Linked DNA regions of Mus musculus: region 2 is linked to region 1. A link is a loop called in an ENCODE intact Hi-C map of the cell type or tissue named here. Cell type or tissue: gastrocnemius. All regions are shown on one strand. Each heading gives the region's core, and the rest is flanking DNA. Links, peaks and the distances in the headings are about the cores only.

What was found. A loop is a pair of places that touch in the nucleus more often than their neighbours do. Peaks named below come from ENCODE experiments on the same cell type or tissue, not always from the same donor. Only the 100,000 strongest peaks of a DNase experiment are listed, where the experiment ranks them.
Region 2: a loop joins it to region 1, with 31 times the contacts of the local background. A loop is called at or near these places in 24 of 42 quality-filtered maps.

Annotation. Positions count from the first base shown.
Region 1 is chr9:76,385,542-76,395,591 of GRCm38, reverse strand. No RefSeq gene overlaps it. Among named protein-coding and RNA genes, the nearest start is that of Hcrtr2, 67 kb to the right of the region's middle. In gastrocnemius, for the core only: a CTCF peak has its summit at 4,602 (motif pointing left); a DNase peak (open chromatin) is centred at 4,572.
Region 2 is chr9:77,382,636-77,392,685 of GRCm38, reverse strand. It overlaps 5730403I07Rik (RIKEN cDNA 5730403I07 gene), which reads left to right. Exons shown (of 4, transcript NR_040378.1): 2 at 3,656-3,734; 3 at 8,471-8,563. Among named protein-coding and RNA genes, the nearest start is that of 5730403I07Rik, 12 kb to the left of the region's middle. In gastrocnemius, for the core only: a CTCF peak has its summit at 5,739 (motif pointing right); a DNase peak (open chromatin) is centred at 6,910.

The sequences.
Region 1 (10,050 bases), core at 821-8,820:
GTCAAAAATCAAGTGTTCATAGGTGTGTGGGTTTATTTCTAGGTCTTTGGTCTGTTTCTTTTAATCAACCTGTCTGTTTCTATGCCAATACCATGCAGTTTTTATTATTATTTCTTTGCACTACAGCTTGAAGTCAGGGATGGTGATACTTCCAGAAGTTCTTTTATTGCATGTAGTTGTTTTAGCTGCCCTGGGTTTTTGTTTGTTTGTTTGTTTTTGTTTTTGTATATGAAGTTGAGAATTGTTCTTTCAAGGTCTATAAAGAATTATGTTGGGACTTTTATGGGAATTACATTGAATATATAGGTTGCTTTTGACAAAATGGCCATTTTCACTATGTTAATCCTACTGATCTATGAGCATGGAATATCTTTCCATCTTCTGATATCTTCTTCAATTTCTTTCTGCAGAGACTTGAAGTTCTTGTCATATAGATCTTTCATTTGGTTGGTTAGAGTTATACCAAGATAGTTTATAATACTTGTGGTCATTGTAAAGAATGTTGTCTCCTTAAATTCTTTCTCAGCCCATTTATTGTTTGCATAAGGGAGGCCTACTGATTGCTTGGAGTAAATTTTGTATCCAACCACTTTGCTAAATGTACTTATCAGCTGTGTGAGTTCTCTGGTAGAATTTTTGGAAAACTACTCTGGTATTAAAAACAAGAACATCATGAATTTTACAAGCAAATGGATTGAACGAGAAAATACCATCCTGAGTGAGGTAACCCAGACTCAAAAGGACATGCATGATATGTACTGCTTATAAGTAGACATTAGCCATAAAAAATGGAATAAGCATGTGTCTTAGTCAGAGTTTCTATTCCTGCACAAAACGTCTTGGCCAAGAAGCAAGTTGGGGAGGAAAGGGTTTATTCAGAATACACTTCCATATTGCTGTTCATCACCAAGCAAAGTCAGGACAGGAACTCAAACAGGGTAGGAACTTGGAGGCAGGAGTGGATGCAGAAGCCAATGAGGAATGTTGTTTACTGGCTTTCTTCCCATGCCTTGCTCAACTTGCTTATTTGTAGAATCGAGCACCACTCACTAGTCCAGGGATGGCACCACCCACAATGGGCCCTCCCACCCTTGATCACTAATTGAGAAAATGCCTTACAGCTGGATCTCATGGAGGTATTTCCTCAACGGAGGCTGCTTTCTCTGCGATAACTCCAGCTTGTATCAAGTTGACATACAAACCCAGCCAGTACACCATGCTACAATCTACAGACTCAAAGAAGCCATATAGCAAGGAGGACCCTAGGGAGGATGCTTTCATCTTTCTCAGAATTGGAAACAAAATAGATGTCAGAGGTGAATGGAGGCAGGGAACTGGGTGGAAGTGGAGATTAGGAGTGGAATGGGGTGGGGGAAATCATGTGTAGGGTGGAGTGGTGCCTGGAATGGGGGCTCCTCTTTCTCAAAGGAGAGGGCAAAGGGAGAGTGAGAGCCATGGGGAAGGGGGGCTGGGAGGAGAAGGATCTTATATTGGGATATTGGATGAATAAATTAATTAATTAATAAAAAAGAAAATGAAAACAGTAGCTCAAGCTGTGTTTGTGCATGTGCTTATAGAGTTGAGTCTCCTCCTCAAGGTAGTTTAGTCACCTTACCCAGTGTTAAACAAACACAGCAAAGACACTTAAGACAAAAGCAACACCTAATATTCAAGACTTGGCAGCAGGCAGCAGTTGGTGGGGAGGGGGTAGAAATATTTTATGCTGAAAGGCACTCCTGCAAAAGGTGACGCTGAACATAAGTAAGAGAAAAAACTTTAACTAGCCCTTTGTGAAATTTAGAAATACTGCTGAGAATTGAACATTGTAAAAGGAAGGATCAGAACTCTCAGTTAAAAGTGATTTGTATGTATAAAAAAAAAAGGACATTGCTATAAATATCAGGTAGTTTATTTCATGCCATGCCAGAGGGAAGACAATAAATGTGGAACCACATTCTGCAAAGTTGAAAATGAATCTGCCGTGGATACCTCTCCCCAAACCTACAGGCATGGATGATAAAATATAAATGTGGTGCCTATAACATTTGAGAATTGTAATTGCCTTTAAAATTCAAACTGGCTAGTACTGATAATAGGAATATTTAACCATAGAGAAAGATGTTATAATTTTAGGACACTACAAGAGATATTTTTGGTTTCTGTCAGGGAGTTAAATTATTCAAGGGAGTTGAAACAGCTATAAAGAATTAAGAGACAGGAATGATTGGAAAACAATCAAAAGTCACCTAAAAGAGGAAGGATGACAGGGTGGAATTCAAAATACAGTCACCTGTTAACCCCAGAGGTCTTGTAACAAACTACTGGAAAGCAAGAGTCCTATGATGATGTATACAGGGAGAAAGGAGAGAGAAAGAAAAGGGGCTGTTAAGGCCCTAGCTGTGTATACACACTCTAAGGATCAGACTGGAGCCTCAGTTCCCAGCCCAGGAGCATTTGACAAAGGGACATTTAAACCAGTAACCACTCACTTCAGGAACTATGCTCCTCAACCTGGCCACTTCCCCCATGCCTCGATCTGCTCTACTGGACCCTAGTCCTGAGGCTTCTCCAGGTTTCGTTTCTGTCTCCATCCCTTGCTCACTGTGGCCGTTCAATATGTCCTCTTTAATCAGTCCCCGAGTTTCCAAGCAAAACATTCTAAAATTCATTTTTGGTCTGTGATATTTCAGTATCTTATACATCCTGAAATTCTGTATATTTCTACTTCAAGATAGTATTTTTAATTTTCTTGTTGAGAGTAGTCAAAATGGCTAGTGTAATATATTTGATAGATATACAAATAATCAGACGATTAGTGTTAATATACTCATGTACTTATTTTAAAATAATGGTAAAAATGTTTAAAGCTTACTCTCTTGGCATGTTGTCAGTGTACAATGCAATTATACTTAATTAAAATTCTCAATTCCCGCATTGGCTACCTATAGTTGTTTTTTTTTTTTTTTTTACAAAGCTAGAATTTTCCCTTCTATATTTCTTCCTATCTACTCCCCTGTGTCAACTATTCTAGCTTTTTTTCTATGTATTTGATTGTTGTTTTTGAATAATACATGTAAGATAGATCATTAAGTGTTTTTATTTTTCTGTCTCTCACTCTTCTTTCTCAGCGTATCATAATTTATTAATTTATTCACTAACTAATGCCTTGGTTGTTTTGATATTTTCTCTACTGTGAATAATACCTCAACTAACATAAGAATCCAAGTATCTTCATGAAGTGGTCATTTACTTTCTTTTGGCAATATATTCACAAATTATACCATAGAGGTACTGTAGTTCTGATTTTAATTTTTTAGAAATTAAATTTATTTTTTTCTGTAATCTTGCATCAATCTATGTTCCTATCAACAATGTTCAAGCCTTGCATTATCCCAGCCTTCACCAAGACTTGATTTTGATTTTTCTTTTTCTTTTCTTCTTTCTTTCTTTTTTGGATTAAATTCATCTTAACTGATGTGAGATGACATCTCATTGTGATTTTGATTCTCACTTTCATGAAGATTAGTGACAGTCATGAGCACCTGTTTATATGATTAGCAGCCAATTTCTAGGTCACCTTTAGGGAAAATGTCTTTTAACTGTTTGAAAATCATGTTATCTGATTAATGCTATAGAATTGTCTGAGGTTCTCATATACTTGAATATTAATCAATATTTGCACACACACACACACCATTTTTCTCTCAATCTCTATTGTGTTTTCAGTTTAATGTCATCTTATTATTCATTTTGTTGTCTATGCTTTTGAAGTCATGTTTTAGAAAACAGTCATCAAGGAGTTTCATGCTTTGTACTTTTATTGTTTTATTGTTTCTTTGTTGTTGTGTTTAAGTCAATGTTGAGAAGATTTCAAGGTGCCCTGTAAGACTAATGTTTAGTATGTTATCTATTCTTTCTGCATGGTGTCTCATTGCCTCTTTAAGGCAGCTGGTCATGAGTTATATGGCTCATTCTCTGGGCTTTCTGTTTTCTTCTGTTGGTCTATATTACTGCTTTTATGCCTGCATCACATGTTTTCATTACCTCTGTGGATTTTGAAATCAGTAAGGTAATGTCTTCATTTTTGTTCTTTAATCAAAACTAGTGTGTTGACTACTTGGGTGTTTCTTGTGAACTTCAAGTATCTTTCCTGCTTATGAGAAACAACTGGGTCTTGTGTTTTTAACAGGGACTGTTTTGAGTTTGTAAACCACTTGGCTAGTGTGGACATCTTAATATTTATTTACTCTTCTATCCATGAGAATGAGATACTTTTACAGAAATTTGTAACTTGAGCTTCATCAGGGTGTTTTTCCTTATTATTTTTCTCAGTTAAGTTTATCCTTAAGCATACCAAACAACAATGAACTACATGAAAGAGAAATTAAGATACTGCTTTTTTAAATGCCCCAAAAGCCACTCAATGCTCTATCTGACCTAGACTCATATACCCTTCAGACATTCTTCCCTTTTACCCAAAGTCCAGTCCCCTCTACAGCCCCAGCTTAGGTTTCACAGCCTGAGGACTTTTGTTCGAACCCAACTGACTATGTTGGTCATACACCTGAGTGCTCTTCCACCATCTGTTGCTACTGCCACCTAGTGGTAGCCCATTACCTTAATCCCTCTTTCTTTTGACATCTAGTTTCTTTACATCATGAAATAACAATGATAATGAAAAGATAATATAGATTATCAAATAACTATAAACAAATCATATGGAATTCTCAAATTTTATGGAACTAACATCAAATAATAAACAAAATAACCAACGCAATGGTTTATGCCTGTAATCCCAGCTTTAATGAAATTGAGTCAGGTGGCTGAACAGAAATCAAAGCAACCTGACTTCACATGGTGATTTCTAGGAGAGTTGGGAATACATATCGACACCTCCCCAAAAGAAAATCTAGGGTAACGTAAGTGGAAATGTATTTTACAATAGGCAGTGTTAATTGCTAACAAGAACAGAAGTAAGAGAAGCATTCAAGATCTCTAAAGTTTACAGTTTATGATGGGTAGGTAGAGTCATCTCTGTAAGAAGGTGGCTTAAGAATAAACTTCCTCAGTGATGAGACATCTGTGTGTCTATCTTGGGTGGTACTGTAGCCAAGAGAAAAGAAACAGAGGTCTGAAGGTGATAAGCATCTGGCATATTTGAAATCCAACAAGGAAGCAATACAGCACACCAGGAAGCAATACAGGACACACCAGGTAATTGTTAGAGAAGTTAGGGGTTCAGAGCACAAAGATGCCCATGGTCACTACACATTTTGGACTTCATTCAAAAAGGGAACTCTGGAAAAAAGAATAATACAATGTGCTTGGAACTATTCTTATGTCTTTATTTAGAACATAATGTGAATATATTCAGAATATATTCTGAAACCCAAGATCTACACGACTCACTCAATAGACATATAGGCATACTCATTAAATTAGTCTCTGTTGTAATTTAATTCAGTCAGTAAGTAAAAGCTATGAATTGTATACAACTTTCACTAGTTAAATTAGAGTCAATGGTAACTTAATTCAGCATCAAAATAAAAGCCATGGATTATATACAAACCTACAGATAGATGAATAAAGCAGAGTGCTCTCCAAGAAATGTTCCTTGACAGCAGTTCTCAGATTTATTCCCTTGAAAATGGCTCAGAATTTCTTACTTTCAGAGGTTTGAAGGCATCATAATTCCCTTCCTCTCCCTGTCTCTCTCCATAATATTATATTATAATCTACTATGTTATATGATACATATATAAGCTTACATTTGTTAATATGTTTAATAATGTAATTAGATCAAGATATTTAAACCAGGTTTGGTGGATCATGTCTGTAACCATAGCACTTGGTAGCCTAACATTAGCACCCTTGGCTAGAGGCAGACCCTAACTCAAAGAAACAGAACAATAAAAGATATTTTTAAATAGTTGTGTCTTTCCTTTTTTAAATGTCAATCATAAATCCATCACTTTACTTGAACACAAGAAGCATGTTTTATGGCCATATTTAGCTAAATTTTCCAAATAAAAATGAGTGATTGGGTTGGGCAGTGTGACACTCTCCTTTAATCCCAACACTTGGGAGGCAGAGGCAGGCAGATTTCTGAGTTCAAGGCCAGCCTGGTCTACAGAGTGAGTTCCAGGACAGCCAGGGCTACACTGAGAAACCCTGTTTTGAAAAAAAACCAAAAAAATAGAAACAAACAAAAATGAGTGATTGGAAAGCATGACTTTCAAACTTGATAATTCTCTCTAATATCTAGATGAGTGGAAGATAGAAAGATTTTAAAATAGCTGTAGCTTTTCATCTATTGAAAATGTTCCCACCATGGAAATGTGGAAATCTGTGCTGTATGAACATGAGAAAGCATACAAGAGTAAAAACACTGGCAATCATACAATTTTTTGGCATGTGCACCTCCTGAACATAGTTCTCCATTTTCTGTCATGAGAATCACTGTTCAGAGCAAAAATATTATGTAAATAAGGATCCATTTCGGTCTATTATCTTTCCTTATGTGTGAGAGGTAAGAGGTGAGTTAGCTTACTCAGAATGAAACAGAATGACTAATTATAAAGTTATACTTGAAACAATTCTGTGACCATGTGAGACTTGTAAATTCAATTATCTTTCATGGCTTAGTTCCCCTCACTCTTTATCTTGAAGAACAAAGTTCCCAGCATCAGATAGAGAAGGAAGGTAGGAATATTGAAGAGGTTTACAAAAGATTTGGATAAAGCCCATTCCATGCAGAAAATAATTTACAGATGATAAATTTTCTTGATTTTATCCAGAATTTAGAGGCAGACTTTTATCAGGAAGGTCTTACTTCATACAACCCAGTGGGCAGAGTGGTGGTCATCAAACCAATTGAAATACTAAACTTGAAGTTATTCAATTTCAGTTAATATGTTAGTATAGAAGCTATTGCAACAGATATGACCCAGTGCTGGGATCATAAAGACATCAATATAATCTTATCCAAATTAAAACCAGTAAATGCAGTAAATACTAATGTAGATCACAAGCAGCAAAGATTAATATTTTCTAAATGGATGTAGTATCAAATTGGCCCCTAAATTTGTATCCCCTCTAACTATACATCAGTGCAGCTCTCTCAGACTTCACCAGGGGATTCTGTGTGCAGTGGATAGTGGTTAACTCAGAAATTCACAGCCAGTCAAAGTGCAGAGGCAATGGAGTGCCCACCCCCAATTGGGGCATCTTTATCACACCCTGTCATAATTTTTCTATTGCTTTGCTAAACACCTTGCCTACTATTCTCTTTAAGGTAGCTCTGTAGTATAACATAATCTTTGATGATAATACCACTGGCAGTTTTCTTCTTATTCCTATTGTTTGTGATTGTTTTGGTGACTCTTGGACTTTTCTTCTAGCTAAGTATTCAAGTACTATGCTGAACAACAGAGGAAGAAGTAGAAACCCTTGTCTTGTTTCTGGTTTTGGTGGAGATGTTTGCTGTTTTTTCCATTTGGGATTATGTTGGCTGAAGGATTCCTTTATTATGTTGAGATACGTCACCTGGATCTCTTTCTTTCCAGGACTTTAATCATGAATGGATGTTGGATTTTGTCAAAGGCCTTTTCTGCATTTAATGAGGTTATTATGTGCTTTTGTCTATTAGTATGTCTATGTGGCAGATGATATTTATTCATTTATGTACTTTCGACATCTTTGTATCTCTGGGATGAAGCTGAATTTACTATGATAGTCTTTTATTGAGAATTTTATTATATCTTTTATTGTTATATTATTAATATATTCAAATTATTGAGCAAACCTTTATTGAGAATTTTTATATCTATATTCATCAAACATTGGCTGATAATTTTCTCTTCTTTCCTTCCTTCTTCTTTTCTCCCTCCCTCCCTCCCTCCCTCCCTCCCTCCCTCCCTCCCTCCCTCCCTTCTTCCCTCCCTCCTTCCTTCCTTCCTTCTTTCCTTTCTTCCTTTCTGGTTGGATCTTTTTCTGATTTTGGTATCAGGAATAATACTGGTTTTGTAAGTGGAATTTGGAACTATTTCTTCCTTTCTTGTTTTGTGCAATACTTGGAAGCGTATTGTTAGTGTTGCTTTTCCTTTAAAGGTCTGGTAGAATTCTGCACTGAATGCATCTGTCCCTGGTCTCTTGGTTTTTGTTAGGAGATGTCTTATTATATATTTAATCTCAATCAGGGATTTCCACCCTGCCTGTGATCCTTCAGTTGTCAGATAAAAAACATACACTCTTTGTATTTTTAATGAGCCTTTAATGAACTAGAGCTGGGCAGATATCCTCTGTATTATTATGTTTCCTTCCCTGCCAATAACTCTGAGATATGACTAGACATGTTCTTCCTGGGCCACTCTTACTTCAGTTAGCCAGCCCTCATGACCATGTTTTTTTCCCCACCATCTTCTTCTCTCCCTCATAGTCCTCCTCAGATCCCAAGCCCAGACACTGAAACCCACCTACCTCAGTTCTGCTCAGCTATAGGCTGTCAGCCTCTTTATTCAACCAACAATTTTAAACTTAGGAGCAAGGCCACATATCTTTACTTTCTGTATGTGCAGGTTCTCTCACTCCTGGGGGCAACCAGCCTGAAGGCCAGTATTTATCATTACAATACATAACAAGAGACCAAACCTCAGAAGGAAGTTTATCCATTACTACTTCTACCTAACTAGATGTTATGGTTTTATTTAAATTATTTACTTCATCTTGACTTAGCATTGTTAGATTGTATATATCTAGACATTCATCCATTTCTTTAAGATTTTTCAGTTTAGTAAAATACAAGACTTTTTAAAGTATGTTCTTATGACGCTCTGAACTTATTAAATGTATATTATAATGTCTCTCTTTTCATCTCTAATTTTATTAATCAAATTCTCTCTTTCTTTTGGTTAGTTTGGTTTCAGATTTGTCAATCTTAATCTTTTTCAAGTCTCAACTATTTATTACATTCATTTCTTATTTTTTGTTTGTTTCATTAATTTCAGCTCTGATTTTAATTACCTCTTCAATACTGCTCATTTTGAGTGTTTGCTATTGTTTCTATGAGGCCCTCAGGTTTATCATAAATTATTACTTTGAAATTTCTCAATATGTTTGACGTAGGCACGTAGTACAGACTTTCCGCATGTGATGGTTTCAAAGAAAAGTCCTGTAGCACTTGGTGTGTACTGTTTGCATTTTGTTTTGATTTTCCTCATTTTCAATTTTATCTCTTTACCATTTCTTAAGTCTACTTTTGGTTTAATACCAGCTTTTTTGTTGTTGTTTTGTTTATTTGTTTATTTTCATGACTCCCATGAATTTGTTTTTGCTCTTCTCTTGTATTTGATATCAATCCTAAATTCATGGTATTTGAATACAGTGATATATGTGATTTCAATGTCCCTGTATTTGCTGGGGCATGCTTTGTGTTCTGTTTTGTGGTCTGTTTGAGAGGAATCTCAGTGGGCTGCAGAGAAAAAGTGTGTAGGGTAGAATTCTATAGATGTCTATTAGATTCATTTGATTTATGGTGTTATTTAATTACAGAGTTTCTCTACTTGGTTTTTCTCAGATGATCTGTCTATTGGTGGAAGTGGCATATGGGACCCCCTACCCCCATGTACCACTGTGTTGGTACCAATCTTTACTTTTAAGTCTAATAGTGTTTCTTTTGTGAAATTTAGTTTTCCTGTATTTGGTCTGTACATGTTTAGTATTGTAATATCCCATTGTTGGATTTTTTTTTCCTTTAATGAGAGTAAAATGAACTTTCTTATCTCTTCTGATTAGTTATTTTTAAAGTCAACTTTTGTAATGAATCAATAATATATTAAAGAAAGCCTAGAAGGTATACCATATGATGCTTAAGTTGCATTGAGGAATGAAAAAAAAAAGCAACTTCTTGGAATTGTGTAGTCCAAGACTGATCCTAAATGTGAATTCTTCACTTCTTTCCTTGTGGCTTCTGTCTGTCTGTACTTTGTGTTCTGTTGCCTGACTATTTCCCATCTGTTGCCTGTCCATTGTGTCTCTGATCGGTCTGTTCTT
Region 2 (10,050 bases), core at 1,359-9,358, 1.0 Mb before region 1:
TCCCACAAGGCCTGCACCAGTTCCTGTCTCCAGATTAATGCTTGGAGTGTTTGCCTTGGCTTCTCCCAGCAATGGATTGTTACCCAGAAGAATAAACCTTTTCTCTCTAAGCTGCTCTTGGTCATTGCGTGTATCACAGCAACAGACAACAAAATTACAAGAGGACTTATGTGTGCCTAGTATTGTTTTTTGTTTTTTTTTTTTTTTGTTTTGTTTTGTTTTTTAAGAAATGATCATCAGTTGCCTTAGGCCATAATACAGTGCTAAAAACAGAAATGAGAAGGCCAGGCTTGGTGGTGTATAACTTTAATCTAGCACTTAAGAGGCAGATGCAGGAGGATCTCTGTAAGTTCAAGGCCAGCCTGGCTTACCTAGTGAGTTCTACAATGAGACCTTGTCTCGAGAGAAAGGAAGAAAGAAAGAAAGAAAGAAAGAAAGAAAGAAAGAAAGAAAGAAAGAGAGAGAAGAAAGAAAGAAGATATCTTTTGTTTTCTTAAAAATGTAGATATTTAGACCTAATGATCATATTGTATAGATCATCTAAATATTAGTGCTACTTTCTTTTAGTAGAATGTAGTATAAATATTTGTAAAAACTTTCTTTAACATTTACATGTATAGTCTTGGAAAGTTAAAGTAAAATTTCATCCCTGTAGTCAGTCAGATTTCTTATATATTTCTATCATACCTTCTTTCATGAAAAAACAAGGACAAAACCAAAACCTTTAGGGATGGTGGTGATTTGAATCAAAGGTAGCCCATAGTCTTGGGCATTTGATTAGTCAATCTCCAGTTAGTGGTGCTGTTTGGGAGGTGTCTTAATTAGAGTTTTATAGCTGTGAAGAGTCACCATGACCACGACAACTCTTATAAAGGACAACACTTAGTTGGTACTGGCTTACAGTTTCAGAGGTTTAGTCCACAATTGTTATGGCAGGAAACATGGTGACCTGCGGGCAGACATGGTGCTGGAGGGATAGCTGAGAGCTCTTTGTCTTGTTCTGCAGGCAGCAGAAGGAGACTGTGTCCTATACTGGGCATAGCTTGACCATACAAGACCTTAAAGCCTGCCCTCACAGACACACTTCCTCCACCAGGGCCAGATCTCCTAGTAGTACCACTTCCCTATGGGCCAAGCATTCAAACACGTGAGTCCATGGAGGCCGTCCCTATTCAAGCCACCATAGGAGGTTGAGGACGTGTGGCCCTGTTTGAGGACGTATGTCACTGGTGGCAGGTGTTGAGGTTTCAAATCCTTGTGTCATTCTCGGTGCAGTTTCTCTGTCTGCTTCCCCTTGGTGGTTTTGGATATGAGTCCCCAGATCGCTGCTCCATTCACTGTGCCCTCCTCCCGTCACGCTTCCTTGCTGTGATGATGATAGACTTTTAGCTTCTGGGACAGTAAGCCCAAATCAAACAGCCACGGAAGAGACGTCACTATTATCGACAACAAAAGTTACCCATAACAATACAGCGGGTATGGCTGGAACCACATAGAATCTTCTTGGAAGAGATTCCTGTATGATGATACACCCAGCTGGTACAAAGCTCTCTCTGGACTTCTAGCTCTAGATCTGTTTATACATTTTCTTTATCGATGTAGACCAAAACACAACACCAGATGCCCCCCTCTGTCCCATGAGCACTTCTCCATGCCTCCCGCTTATGTGAGGCATCAGACTCCCCTGAGAAAGCCTTGCTCACGACACATGTCTATTTCATTGTGTCTTATGTGCCTTATGTGTTCATTTCCTTTGCTTCCACAACCTTAGGATCCCTAACCTATTTTTTCAAGCTTAAATTTCTTCTCGGCAGCAATTTCCTATCTCCATCTGTTCTTTCGAGGTTCGATTTTTGGATGTTGTTTTGTTTCCTTCAAGTCTTTTTTTCCAGAGTAGAATTTTGGTCTCTCCAGGTCTCCTGACAGCTGTTTTGATTTATGTCTCTGGATTCATCACTGCTCTTGGAAATGTTACTGTCTCCTATCTTTGTCTCTCATCTCAAATCAGCTCCTAAGGTCCCTTGGTAGTTCCTTTGTGAGCACCTCTGGATGCTGTCCTTCTTGCTATCCCTTTGTGCCTGGCCTTTCCCCCGCACCCCCCAAGTCTCTTTCCTCAAGCCACAGCTCCAAGTGCTGCAGAATCAGCCCTGTGAACATGTCATTCACAACCTGCCATCTCCTCCCAGCTGCCCTCAAAGGCCTACCCTTGCCTGAAGTTTAAAACCTGGCCATCTAGTGCTTAGCTCTCCACACTCCAGCTGCGGCTCAGGTCTGTAATGGCTGACCACCCTTGAAGTATCATTTCTTATTTTAAAAGGACAGACAGTGCCTCTCCTCGTGTTCTGAATGCTCCTGGCTTATTCCTCCCCCTTATGGTTGACTGAGGTTCTCCTCATTCCTTCCAGTCTTACTTCAGATGAGAAAACTGTATATCCAGGAACCCTTTCTAGTCTATGTGTGGTGAGGTAAGTGTGTGTGCACCTGTGTGTGTGTAGGTCAGAGGTCAATATAAGGTTCACTTCACTTTTTGAGGGTCTTTCCCCAAGCCTGGAACTCATCAGTCAGGTAGGCTGACTGGCAGATGAACTTCAGGAATCTGCCTTTCTCCTATTCCCTCTGTCTTCCCCTTACCACAAGCAGCAGCAGCAGCTTCCATGCCTGGCTTCTGGGTGCGCTGGGGATCTGAGGTCAGGCCCTCAGCCTTGTACAGCAGACCCTTTACTGACAGAACTGTTTCCACAACCCCAAGGATCTCTTTCAGTCAGCTAACCCTTACCTTTTCTTTCGTTCATTTGAGGCTGAAACAACTCCCATCCCATATGCTTGGTTCTTACCTGTAGGAAAATAGTGCCGACCAAGGTTGTCCTTAGTGACCATCACATAGATGACATGAGCGCAGTCTTGGCTCCATGTAGTGAGGAAACCACGCCACAGCCAGGTGTGTGAAGTCACAGGATGGCTTCCCGGCACAGGCTAACTGTTTAGGGTCCTCTGAACTCAGCTCTGTTTTAGAGCTTCTGAATTCTTGGATTGCTCCTTTCCACGCAGTGGTTGTGATGTATATTCTGTGTGTTCCCTTCTCAAGTAAAGTGTCTGTGTGCCCCCTCGAGGCCACAGCCATATAGTATGCCCATTCCCCAGCAGGACTAGAAGAAGTCTGTGTGCTCGAGTCGGCTCTGGATGCTGTGCAGGTTGAGCGGATTGGGGGTACTGCCTAGTTTTGAGATGATATAGTTAATTTCCATCAGTTATAAAAGCAGTCTCAAGTTCTGGGCTCTTGAGAGAAAATACTCAGAGAAGCCTTTTTAAAAATTTTTGTTTTATTATTATTATTATTATTATTATTATTATTATTATTATTATTATTTTTTAACCCCTGACTTTTACCACAAGGTCCGGTGGCATATACTCATTCTCCAAGTTATGCGGTGTGGACATCTAAAAAGTAACGCCGATGCAATGATCCCACGTAGTCCTTGCTGATTCTTGTCACAGGAAGAAATCAAACACCAGCGAAGTCCATGAGTCAGCAAATATGCAGTGACCCAGCCTGGGTCCAGTGTCTCCTCAGCTGGGTGGTTTTCTGTTCTTCCCTTTGACGTTGTATGTGAAATGTGGGTGGAAAGTTCTGACAAGATGTTTTTGTCTTTTTAAGGGTCCCTCGCTGAAACATCAAGTTGCTCAAAGGAAAGTAAGAAATGCCTGGCTTACCTGGAAGAGGCATGCCACCAGAGGTATGACTGAGGGCGAGGTCTAGTGTTTAAACACTGATTAGCGTCTCAGCATTACCCGAGGCTGGGTCATGAGCTGCGGCTTTGATTTACCATTCTCTCTGGAATGAGACCTTTCCAGGAGCTTGTAAGATCGCCTAAATTATGTGTAAATGAGGTAAAACTGTCTGTCTTAAAAGCCACTCTCTTTTTAAAAAGTAGGCATGAGTCTCAAGCTGTACAGTATCAGAGCGTTTAATCGCCTTTTCTAGAATGTTCTGAGTACTTTAAAAGTGAAGAGCAATACTAACTTGAATACGATCTGACTCCCGAAGGTTCTTGGATGAGCACACATACACAGTTTTAAAGAAAACAAATTAGACATTCTGCGCAAGTCATACATGAAGCCTACTATCCCGTTAGGTAAGAAATGGTGAGGGGATGGAGAGAAAACAGGCTCAGATGCCATTTGCCTAGCTGTGAAGGTCCGCTTGGGTGGGAGCCCATGTCCTTCAGCTACATCTTTCTATTTGAGATGTCTCAGCAGCTTCAGTGATATTCTCTTGTTCACGGATGGAAGGGCCGAGGCTGTACCTTTACCTGGCACTGCTCATGTGGTGCCCAGGCTGCATGCGTGTTGGTCCTTACCATCATGCCTAGATGTGTTTGTGTATAGCCAGCGCCACACATTTGCTGCTGATGTCATTCAATGCTCTGAGTTCTGAAGAGGTTTTTTTCTTCCTTTGTGTCCGTCCATACACCAGCTACTGAAAGTAGATCAAAGCCAAACAAAAAGTTAACCACAAATACCAGACAGTAGTGTACTAAAAACTGTGTCATCTGGGAAATGTTTCTCAATATCCAGAGGCAGAGCAGTATGGCCAGGAGGAACTTATTCCGAGAGCCAGAGCATCTATCTAATTTAGAGTCTGCCTGTGACTTAAGTTTTTATTGTTGTCAGGTTCTGTAAAAAGGGCAAACAACACCTGACCTAACTCTGCCTAGGGATGTTAGAAAGCCCACAGGAGCCCATGGAAGAGAGCAACTAAGGGACAGGTTGAGCACCCAAAGCCAGCGGCTAAGCTTCCGGCTACCACAGCCTACAGAGTCTTCACACTTTCTCTTCTGAGAGAAACTGGTTTTTGCTTATTTACAGAGGGTGCATCCATAACCCACAGATGACAGGTCTTCCCAGAGAAAATCTAACAGCACTGGCAATTTTGAAGAGATTTTAAAGCATGTATTTAACCTTCATTAGTGTGAAGAGATGCCAGACCTACCTCCAGAGCGGCTCTGTGCAGTACAGGAGCCTCTGGCCACATGTAGTTACTGTGCACTGGGAATGGGGCACCAATTGTGGTATGCTAGACAGATAGCACACATCTTGGATTTTGAAAGCAATGTAAAAGTCCAAGGATTGAGTTGTTAATACTTTGATTTAACTGCGTTGGGATGATGGTATTTTAGACACACTGACTGGATTACACATAGAAAGATAGTTTACTTGGTTATTTTTACTTTTGGAATGGCTACCAGAGAATTTAAAGGTCCACATGGGACATGCATGTATGGCTCATGTTATCTTTCTGTTGGAGAGCTATTAGTTAGGATTTAGATAGACGCGGGGAAGTCACACAGGGAGAGCACTGCATGCTGGGGCCAGTGCTTTAGGGGCGGTGCCTGTGAACCGGGCTGCTGGCAAGTAGGTGGCCCTACCAGGGATCAAAGAATTGGGACAGGGGATAGGTCTTAGAGAAAGAATACAAGCTGGAAGGAAAGGTTGGTCAGGAAGACGGAAGTTAGCCTAAGCACAGAAGGAAGATTAGGGATTTACAGAGGAACCTGCCTGCAATACAAAGAAAAGGGTGGGGGGGAAGAGGGCAGAGACACCCGGAAGGCACAGATAGTTTGTCTTGATAGAGGTCAAGTTTTGTGAAGCCCACCTAGAATGTTATCATATTACTTGAATAACAAGCCTATTTTACTTACAAAGAATGCTTTAATGTTAGGCATGTATTATCTCAAGGTCCCAACAGATGGCACTGTGTTCCAGGATTGAGAAAAAGGCAAATTGTTGGTTTAGTGATGCTTAAAATTTCAAAATATAACTGCTGTCCTCTCTCTCTCTCTCTCTCTCTCTCTCTCTTTCTCTCTCTCTCTCCCTCCCTTCCCTCCCTTCTTCCCTCCCTCCCTCCCTCCCTCCCTCCCTCCCCCTCCCTCTTACACACACACACACACACACACACACACACACACACACACACACACACACAGAGTTTAGACTGGTTCTTGGACTTCAGAGGGCGGGTTCTTAGGTAAAGACTTCATAATTATCATCTAGAGAAGGACAACTCATGGTAATTATATTCGTACAATATGTTAAATCACTTGGTTAGCCATGTACAGTATAGTATGAATAAGGAAACTTGGCTAGGAACTAATAATTTCTGTAATGGCTGTGACCTTCTATAACCGGTTGGGCTTCAGTCTTGCTACCTTTGAGGTAGTCTCTGGGTTGGTACACTAACATTTCAGGCAGCTGGAGAGAACTAAGAGGATGTCATCTCAGCACAACTTAAATTATAGTGGAAAGTACAATTTAAAGTTTTCTTCTGAAGACGGCACCAAGTTCCACCCTTAGTCTAGAAGCTACTGGAAAGGGGAAAAAAATCAGGTTTCTTTTTCCAATGGAGTGACATTGGGTATATCAGTCACATGCTAGGGCAGGTTCCATGGTCAGGAGTAATTGGTCAACACAAATCAAACCCCATGTTTTGTTTAACTTTTTAAAGGGGGAACGATATGATAAAAAATACATTGCATGAAATTCTTAAAGAAAAAAATAAAAACATAAAAAATAAACAAAGTTCTCCTCTTTCTCATCACGGGGCTGGCGTTTAGCTCTGTAGTGGGCATTGGGCCCCGTCTTGCACTTGTGTCCCATCTTTTCCAGCCCAAGACTCTTAGGTATTCTGTTTTGATAGAGAAAGGCAGCAAGAAGCCTGCGCCTTCCCTAACTAGTGCTGGGTGTATACTCTTCAAGGGCTCCTGCTGATTTTCAGAGCCCTAACTGGTTATAGAAGTTTCGCATGTGGCGGCCAGAAACAGGCAGACTGAGTGACTCTGGAAGCCTTCCAAGGCCTCCCTCATACCCCAGCGCTCCATCAGGAATCTGGCTCCTCCCCTTGCTCTACGAAGACCTCTGAGGTTCCGGTCCTTAGAGGCTTGCTGGTTCTTTTGGCCCAGGTCTGCCATCTTGGGTCATAAACGAGCTCGAAGCCGGGGCCATGCTTCCCTCCTTGCTGTGCATGTGACTCAAGGAAACCCAGCATCCCTCCGGAGCCACGGGCACAGGCTTCGTGCTCATAGCCGCTTCTCTTCAGTTGAGTTTGCGCCTCTCCTGGGAGACAAGCAGCTGTAGAGCTGCGAGAGAAATGCCCTCCCCTTAGCTTCCACCAGAACGAACGGAGGAGAGGTGGGAAGATACTAGCCTCGCTCTGTGGCTCTGGTTTACGTCCAGTCACAGCCTCCTTCGTAAAGAGCATCCTCTAAATACCTAAGCACTGCAGTCTTTATACAGCAGATACTTTGTAACAGGCAAGGGCAAAGACAAGACAAGCACAGGTTACTGTTTGATCGCTACTGGGCAAGATATGGTTGGAATGAGATACTTTGATCCCAGGCTCTGTTTTCTATGTATGGTGTGTGTGAGAGAGAGAGAGAGAGAGAGAGAGAGAGGGAGGGAGGGAGGGAGGGAGGGAGGGAGGGAGGGAGGGAGGGAGAGAGGGAGAGAGAGAGAGAGAGAGAGAGAGAGAGAGAGAGAGAGAGAGAGAGAGAGAGAGGAGAAATGCTGGGTTCTTACTGCAGGCAACAGATCCAGGTGGTGGTGGTGGGGAAGTTTTAGTAAATCCAATACCTGCTTGGCACCCATAGCTCTTTTGGAGTCTATAGCTTCCTTGAGAACATGAAGCATCGTTATTCTTGCTTAGTTTTGTTCCTATGGTATACTCACAGAAGTGAAGTTAGGCCCGCAGACTCTCTAAAAGGCACTCTTCCTGGGGGTTCTTTCAAAGACTGCTTGCAGCTAGCTACATTTCAAAGTCCAAAACCTGTGACCACGTGTCACGAGGTACCCTTAAACCCAAGAGGCGGCTCTGCTGCTTTGGCTCTTGTCTTTCCTCAGCGCCCACTTTTCTTGGGTAGATTGCTTGATTTGTTAATTTTATACGAGAGACGCTTTGAATGTCTATGAAAGCTCAGGGCAGACCTTAGGAAGTCAGGAAAGCAGGTATCTCAGCAAGGCTGTCGAAGTGCTCCTTGTCTCAACCCAAACCAGGATAAAGAACAACAGGTCAGGTAAAGAAGATGACGAAGGGTAATGATCCCCTGTCCAAGTCCCCTCCATGAATCACCGTGTTAGCCAAGACAGTGATGGGCTGCTCCCACCAGTCTCGGTGGAGAACGATTCCCGTTCCCTCTGGCTCTTTGCAGGAGCTAGAGGAGGAACAACGTTTACAGGCATGGGAGGTAGGGCATCACAGAGCAAGCCAATCCCCCTGGATTCCACCCTTCTGTGCTTCTTCACGGAGTCAGGAGGAAGCCAACACCTCCAGAGTTTTAAGGGTTGGAATTTTGTGACAGGCAGTGGAATTAAGATCATACAGATGGTTTTATTTTATTTTATTTTATTTTATTTACCAGCTCAACCCTGAGAGTGATGAAACAAGTGTGGTCCTGATGAATTTGTCCTTCTCTTGCAGGAAAGCGATCCCTCAAAGACAAGCTCATCTGACTGTGCCCATGACTCAACTTCAAAGGCTGCCTCCCTCCAGTCAGTGAAGCCTGCAATCACAGTGAGTTAGCCCCACGTCAGACGTGGATAGCTCTTGGTTGGACTGCTGCTGTATTTCAGCAATACTTTCGCACCATTTCTGTCTGTAACCCTTTACACAGGTCAGAGTAAGTAAATGGAAAGAGATATACTTCTATTTTGTTTTGTTTTACTTTTGACACAGGGTCTTGCTATAAGTTAGCCCAGGCTGGCCTGCAACTCAAGATCCTCTTGCTACAGCCTCCCAAGGGCTGGGGTCTCATGTGTGTTTTTGGTAAAGTCTGTATTACCTTGATAACAATAAAGCTACTTCCTTCTCTTGCTACAACCGAGCCACTGGGAAGATCAGATTGTTTAATTTTTCCAAACCACCACATTAGGGTCCAGCCCAGTGATTTCCCTTGCGCTGAAGCGAAATTCATTTGTAGGTTAGTCGTAAGTGACTACAGTGCACAGCAGGATTTCTGCTGAGATCTGTAAAGCCTGGTATGGGACATCTGCCTTTTCATAGCTCTGTGTTGGTGACATGTGAGCCGTGTGATGTTTACCATGTCACTGGACCAGAGTCGGTGAGTTCTACTGTCCTGTGATTGATTCATAGCAATGAATTATCACTATTTTACTGGCTTTACTTAGGATAAAAATGCATCAATCCTACTATTAGTGGCATTTGTAAACTTGGGGCCCACTGCCCTCAGAGTCAACCTACCTGCCAGGCAACACATGCCATCTTAAACCTTTGTTTTATTTAATTTTTTTTTACATTGCAGCATATTCCTTATTGTATTTCTATGCCCTGCAAATATTTTGGAGGTGTGGAAGAGATAAGATGCCTATATTAAGGAAAACCTTTATGAACTGTTTATATATTAAATAATTTAAATGTGTTATCTGTTACCATAACATTCACACAGAAATATACGAAATCATAGTTTTTAAACAGGATGAAGCAAGCAAACAAACAAACATGAAACAAAACAGAATGCATTTATGTGGGAGTCCCTGTAGACACTGTGGCTGGTGACAGGGATACAGCAGCAAAGGGGTGAGAACAAAAACTGGGTTCAGCTGGACCCCGTCTGCCTGGCTGGATCAATGCCAGGCAATTTACTTTAAGCCTATATAAACAGTATGATTTGGGGGCGGGGGGAAAGTTTCCAGGCAACAATCACTCCAATTCCAGGTGCACTGTAAAGCTTAAGTTGTGACTTCACAGAAACTCTTTTGTAAAGTGTATGTGACTGTGATGGTGGATTCTATAGTTTAAAGGCCTAGGATCTGGCCTGGTCTCTGACCAAGACAGCATGCAGATTAGCAGGCTATAAAACACGAGTGGCTTCTCCCCAAGGATGGGCTCTATTAAGTGGGAGGTAAAGATAAAGGTCTAGGGAGGGGGAGTCTGGGATAGGCATTCTGGCAGATTTACAGGGGGTCTGGCTCCACAGATAGCAAAGGTCACCAGGTCATTAAGAGCATCCCCTCTCAGCTCTCTGGGTAGAAAGCAGGAAT